2 separate regions of the Homo sapiens genome follow, and region 1 is linked to region 2. The links are chromatin contacts, found by Hi-C in ENCODE. All regions are on one chromosome and are shown on one strand. The core of a region is the stretch at or near the end of the contact, and the rest is flanking DNA. Distances in the headings are between cores, read along the strand shown. Region 1 holds the start of PCSK5 (proprotein convertase subtilisin/kexin type 5). Region 2 holds the start of SMC5-DT (SMC5 divergent transcript).

Region 1 (3,367 bases), core at 388-2,887, 5.6 Mb before region 2:
ACTGAACCCGGAGTACTTCCAAATCTGTTACGCTTCCAATCATCCTCATAGCATCACCTTAGTTTATGGGCATTTCTCCCTAGCAGGAGAGCTCTGCCAAAAGCCCGAGAGCGGCACCCCACAAAAACCCCGCGCCCCTGCTGCCTGCCCAACTCTCGCCCCACGGCGCAACCTCCCGGCCCGGCACCTTCCGTCCCGGGGTAAGACTCCTCGTTTTCCCGGAGCGGAACCCAGCCAGCCGGTTTCGGAAGTTTCCCACCTCCCCACTACAACTCCCTTCCGGGAGCCCCCACGCGGACCTCGCTTAAGGCGAGAAAGCCTAGAGGTCTCCCCTAAATCTGCACTCACACCGGGGCCGGCCCCCTCTTCCCTCCCCCTCCTTTCTCCTCCCTTCCAGCTCCAGTCCCCGCGCCTCCGGAGTCTCCAGCGCCAGAGGTTCTCTCGCCCAAGAGGAAACTTCTTTCTGGGCTAAATTCAGGTCCGAGCAGGAAAGGCTTTCCCTTCCCCGCAGGCATCAGAGGCGCGCTCACCCCCTATCCCCCAAAAGACCTAATTTCCCCCTCTCCCCACGATCACCCTCTCTGAGACTGCCTCAGATTACTAGTGCTACTCGACTTTTCAGGTCAAAAGGTCCAGCCGTCTCTGAAGCCACCACGGGGGCACTCTGGATTTTTCCCGAGACCCTACCAGTCCCGCGTGGCTTGGAAAAGACAAGTAAACAAAACACGGACCCGGCAACTCTGGGGTGTGTGTGTGTGTGTGTGTGTGTGTGTGTGTGCGTACGCGCGCGCGCGCAGGAGACAGAGCATCGCCCAAGAGTTAGGGCAACAGCTGCTAGAGCACATCTGGAAGAGGGGGAGGGGGTTCCACGCAGAGGGGACAAGAAGCCCCCAGTGGCTTCAGGGCCGAGGGCTGGGCTAGCCTGTAGTTCGTTACCTGTCCTATGTTGATGAATCCGTACTTGCTGGCGATACGGTTGGCCTCCGGGAAGCCCCCGGCGATTTTGACTGCCCAGTGGTTGGTGTAGACGCGCGTCCGACACACGGGGAGCAGGCAGCCCCCGAGCAGCGCCAGCACGCACAGCAGGTCCAAACGTCCCGGGCAGCAGCAGCGGCTCCCCCAGCCCATGGTCCCGGCGCCTCGCTGCTCCCTCGCTCGCTGGCTGGTTCCGCGCACTAAGGGCGCGCACAACTAACTTCTCCGGCCTGCGCCGCCCGGCGAGCAGCCCCGGGCCGCCGCAGCTCGCAGCCCCGGGCGATCGGCAGGAGGCGGCTAGCCCCGGCAGGGAGCAGAGCAGCGAGCCTTACGCCGGCTCCTAGACCATCCCTGGGGCTGCCGGGACCTGTGCTCCCAGCTCTCCGGCCCGTGGGGCGCTCGGCGATGCTCCCCGGCTCGGACGCAGGAGGAGGCTGAGTGGGGCGGGCGTCCTCCGCAGTTGGGTTTCGCCCGGCTTGGCTCCCGGACTCTCCGACTCGGTCTCGCTCCTCCCGGGGCCCCCGAGCGCGGCGGAGATGACCAGCGGGAGCGGTACAGGCAGCGACCGGGCGCCCCCTCTGCTGGCCCGGGCTCCAAACGCTCGCTTGCTCGCTCCCAGCGCTCCCTCCGGCTCCGAGCAGCGCGCGAGGATTCTGAGTGGCAATGGCAGCAGCTCCTGCTCTGCATAAATGACTTCCCCCGCCCCCCTTAACACCCCTCCTTTCCCACATCGCCCTCCTCCTCTCCCTCCTCCGCCCTCTTGAAAGCGGCCGCAGCCAGGCGCTGACGAGGTCCTAGCGCCTCCGGGTTCGCCCAGCTGTAACCTCCAGGGTTCCGGGCAGTAAAGGCAAGTCTTTCCAAAGGACTGAGAAGAGCGCTCCGAGATCGTGGTTTTACTCCCTTCTCTTCCCTCCCTGCTGGATTTGTATGAATTTACCGCCACTTCCCGAAAGACTAAAGAAATTTACACGCCGGTGCGAATTAACCGCCCTGAAGATTCATTCATCCTCGTTCTAAACGTCCTTAAATAACTAGGCATTTAAGGAGGTCACTTACGTGTCAATTGCCGAACAAATAACTCGAGATTTTCACTTCGTTAATTCTTCATGCTTTTCAGCAGCTGTTTATTTTACACTTTCTGCTCCCGGGAGAAGCTACCACACAGGACAGTAAGTCGCATCGACTCCTAGAATTGGCTCGAAAGCCAAGTCTGTTGCCTGCTCACTTTCGAAATCTGCGATACTAGGCAACGCCACGGGAGAGTACAATTCCGGCCTTGGAAGTGAGGAAAGATGTTTCTATGAATATTTGGTGTGCTAGTGGATGGACATGTTGGGCCAAGGAAATAACTCCATTCATTTGTTGGATTGCGTCTGACGAGGGCTTCTTTTTCTCCACCAAGGGAAAAGTTTCCCAACTTTTCCAAGCACAGTCCTGTAACAGTGAAAGACTTTAATATGAAAAAGACCACAGAGGAAGTTCAGATGAGATATGTGGCGGCGTCACCTTCATTACTCTATCATGCACTGTGACTGCAGCAGGCAGGAGGGAGCTCAAATTAACCCTCTTCTCGCTTCTCCTTTACAACCTCCCTGCCTTCCTGGAGCGGGGGTGGGGCACAGGGTGATTTACTGTGACAAGAAAAATTATCCCGTATGAAATAATTCAACTGACTTTAAAAGTATTCACTATATCCCTAACTGTCCTCCTTTCTCTCCTCCTACCATGCCCTATTTCTTTCTTCCTGTTAATTTAAATGTGTTTGAGATTAATTAACTCATCCCACCTATAGCTTTTGGTACTGATTTTTTAAAATCTGAAAGATACCTGCAGACTTAAAATTCCACTAGTACCTTTGAGCATAGCATTTGACATTTTACATATTGTATAAGGTATGCTATATTATTTAATCTTGAAAACAAACCCACAAAATAACATCATCCCCACATTATAGCTGAAGAAATAGAAGATCAGAAGAACTAAAACATGTGCAGAAGTGTATGTATTTTATTCGTTTATTTATTTGACTGATTCAACACATCTGTTTTGAGCACCTAGCATGTGCAATGAATTGTGCTGTACACTGGAGAAAGGGGAAGGGGGAGGCACAAAAAATTAGTGGAATTCAGAATCTCTGAATACTGTAGAGTAAATGTGGTTTATTATTGAAGGTATGTATGTATGTATGTATGTATGTATGTATGTATGTATGTATGTATGTATTTTTGAGACAGAGTCTCGCTCTGTCGCCCAGGCTGGAGTGCAGTGGTGTGATCTTGGCTCACTGCAGCCTTCGCCTCCCGGATTCAAGCGATTCTCCTGCCTCAGCCTCCCCGAGTAGCTGGGATTACAGGCTGGCTAATTTTTGTATTTTTAGTAGAGACAGGGTTGG
Region 2 (3,451 bases), core at 343-2,842:
ATTGTTATTACAATTCTGTTATCCTTATGCCACTATGTGCAAGCTTTAAAAAGACTTCCGGCCGGACATGGTGGCTCACGCCTGTAATCCCAGCACTACGGGAGGCCGAGGCGGGCAGATCACCTGAGGTCAAAAGTTCCAGATCAGCCTGGTCAACACGGTGAAACCGCGAGTCTACTAAAATACAAAAAAAAATAGCTGGGCGTGGTGGCGGCTGGCTGTAATCCCAGCTACGCGGGAGGCTGAGGCAGGAGAATTGATTGAAACTGGGAGGCGGAGGTTGCAGTGAGCCGAGATTGCGCCACTACCTTCCAGCCCGGACGACAGTATGACACTCCGTCTCAAAAACAAAAACTAGCCGGGCGTGGTGGCGCGCGCCTGTAGTCCCAGCTACTCGGGAGGCTGACCCAGAAGAATCGCTTGAAACCGAGAGGCGGAAGTTGCAGTGGGCCGAGATCGCGGCACAGCACTCCATCCAGCGTGGGCTACAGGAGCGCAACTCCGTCTCAAAAAAAAAGAGGAAAAAAAAAAAAAAAAAGACCTGGAACAAATGAACTGGAAGGTGCTAGGCAAATACATGATATATTTAAAACTTACTAAATTCTAAAGCGGTAACTAGTTGTCTGAAGGGGAGAGGGAGGAACCAGGGAAGAAAACTGGGTTTAGTGGGGTCAAGGGTTTGTAGGGAGGTCCAACAATTGCCAGTAAGTGTTTAATTTTTTTGTACCTGTAACCTCCATTCCCGAACAACCTTTACCGTCTTATCTACTCCTCTCTGGCAAATGCCTACCCTAAGAATCCGCCACAGCATCACTATCACGCCGAATTAACTGTTGCCTCCTCTTAAGTTCCCGGGGACAATACTTCTGTGAATTCCAGACCAGGGCCGCTATGGATCGCGACTCCCAGCGGGCAGAGACCTACTCCCTCCTACAACCACTACCTGCTACATGACACCTTTGGAAAACCTTGGCTGACTAAATTTAAAAACCACATCACCCAAGGCACACATCTCCTACATCATACACGTCAATCTCCACAGCCTACGTAGGAAAATCCTCAAGGGAACCCCGGCACGAATTCAAGGCCAGACCCACAAGCCAGGTACACACCCACACGCCCACGCCCGCGCGCTGCCGGAGCCCCGGGGCCTGCTGGCCAGCACACCTCCACACCCGCGGCGCGGCCTCCGGGCAACTTACAGGAAGTTCTCCATCGAGATGCGGACGATAGAGCCTTCCACGAAAGGCCCGGACGACTGCAACAGCGGCAGCTGCGGGGCCGAATTCTTCCTCTTGCTCGGGACCTCCGACGAAGGGTCTCTCGGGAGAGCTCTCTTGGAAGGCTGGGGGCTTGGAGTTGACGTCTTCTTGCTCGGAGTCGCCATCCTGGCTTCCTCAGCGTCCCACAGCGACTTCCGTTCCCACCGTCCGGCAGCCCAGGCGCCCAAGCGCCCATCCACCCAGGCGCCCCGCTCCCGCGCGAACTGCCGCGAACTGTTACCGCGCGCTCGCTCCCGCGATCTCGCGCCGCGCCTGCGCAGTTCAGGTCCGGCGACGTCAGCAGGCCCGCCCCGCCCCTCCCGCGCTCCGCCGCGCTGTGCGAGGCCCAGACTGAGGGCGAAACAGCAGGCAGGACTGGGTGGAGACGTTCGGGGACGTGGCAACTGGAGTTTCTTCTCCGTATATTTCGGCATTCAGTTCCTTTTTTTTTTTGTTTTAACTCAGGAAAAAATCTCAATTGCGTTTAGTATTTTGAAAGCCACTTTATTGCTTCCCGAGCCTCAGTCATGTGTGGTGGGAGGCTGCTGTGGGTGGCACCTGGGGCGTCCACGGCCGCCAAGGCGGGAGGACGTCAGGCCCTGCTTGCTCCCACCCCTTCCAGGTGAGAGCTCCCGGGCACGCCCGTCGTTGGCTCTTCGTCCTCTTGGTGTTCTTCCCTGTTGCTTCAAATCAGGTTCCTGTCTCAAAAATCCGAAAAAGAAATCCTCCCAAATGACTCTGTGCCCGACGCTCCGTTAAGGCATCGTGCTAGGCGTTCTCAAACTCGTGAAATGACTACACTGCACAGGTTAACCTCATTGCTACTCTTCCCCTTGCCTCCTAATTCTCTGGTTAAACTTCCGCCCCCGAGGTTTCTAGAAATCCCTGAGCTGGAATGCGCTGCCTTCATTAAGAGGGTGTTCTGCTTCCGTCTGCTCACATTCATCTAGTAAGCCCTCTCGTTAAAGAGGAGGCAGCACACCGAGGCCTGTCTAGAACTTCTTTCATTTAACCAACAGTGAATATCTAATCTACAAGAAACTGGAGCCGTGGCAGTTTAGGAGCCTGCCAAGGTTGCATCCCTGGGAGCTTATTTTCTATTGTGGGAGACAGGAAAAGAACAAGTGAATCAACTGTGAAATTAAATAATTCAAACTTAAAGCTGTTGGAACTTTAAATTATTCTGAGCCTTGCGAAGAATGTGGCGATGGGGCCTGAGTCCCATGGCATACAGCTGCAATGTCTGCCTTGTTTTTTCCTATAATCAGGAAGACCAAACAGAGACAGAGGTAAGACCCCCTCAGATCACTACCCCCTTCATAAATTAATATAGTTATCTTCCTTGGAATGTAGCTATCTATAACTAATCTAATCGCTGTAATTTATGCACTGCTCTTGTATTGAAAATGTACTCCTGCTGAACCTTCTCTGTTTCTGCCTGTGTAAATGAAACCTTAACTTCACTTTGGAACATTGACCCTATTTGTTTGGAGTTGGTGTTTCCAGGTGGCTGTCCTCAAGCTTTGCGTTAGAATAAACTCTATACTTAATGATATTTTCTGAATTTCACTACTTAAGGCTGACACAACAAATGATTAGCATAATGTCAGACTGTGACAGGTGTTAGGAAGAAAACAAAATGAACCTGATGGGTGGGAGGTACGGAAGGCCTCTTAGAGAGGTGGTGGTGTTTAAGATAAACTCTGAAGGACGAGAAGAAACTGTGACGATCTGAGAAAAGAGCACCCCAGGCAAAAGAATTTTGCTGGAACATACCAGTAAGGACAAAAGCTCTGAGGTGGGAAGGCCAGTGTTGCTGCAGAGCAGTGAACAAGGTTGCAGAGCAGAACCTTGTCCATCGTGGAAAAGCCTGAATTTTATTTTTAAAGCAATGGGAAGCCATTGCAAAGTTTTAAGCAGGAGAGGGCCATGTTCTGACTAAAGCTTTTAATTTTTTTATTTGATTTTTTTTATTTGATTTTTTTGAGACAGAGTCTCACCCAGTCGCCCAGGCTGGAGTGCAGTAGTGCCACCTCAGTTCACTGCAAACTCTGCCTCCCTCGTTCAAGCGGTTCTTCTGCCTCAGCCTCCCGAGTAGCTGGGATTACAGGTGCATGCCACCACACCTGGCTAATTTTTGTATTTTTAGTAGAGACGAGGTTTCACCATTTTGGCCAGGCTGGTCTGTA

What was found. A loop is a pair of places that touch in the nucleus more often than their neighbours do. Pooled maps may share reads with other maps.
Region 1: a map of CD8-positive, alpha-beta T cell shows a loop between it and region 2 (27-fold over the local background). The contact joins the promoter of PCSK5 here to the promoter of SMC5-DT in region 2. A Hi-C loop is called at or near these places in 2 of 168 maps with a recorded cell type or tissue (CD8-positive, alpha-beta T cell and naive thymus-derived CD4-positive, alpha-beta T cell) and 6 of 50 pooled maps.

The regions. Positions count from the first base shown.
Region 1 is chr9:75,888,943-75,892,309 of GRCh38, reverse strand. It overlaps PCSK5 (proprotein convertase subtilisin/kexin type 5), which reads right to left and starts at 1,637. Exons shown (of 38, transcript NM_001372043.1): 1 at 937-1,637. The coding sequence starts at 1,128.
Region 2 is chr9:70,257,015-70,260,465 of GRCh38, reverse strand. It overlaps SMC5-DT (SMC5 divergent transcript), which reads left to right and starts at 1,592. Exons shown (of 4, transcript NR_039990.1): 1 at 1,592-2,070; 2 at 2,531-2,551. SMC5 (structural maintenance of chromosomes 5) reads right to left here and starts at 1,488. Exons shown (of 25, transcript NM_015110.4): 1 at 1,203-1,488. The coding sequence starts at 1,387. RefSeq lists enhancers at 1,202-1,401, 1,732-1,921 and a silencer at 1,442-1,661.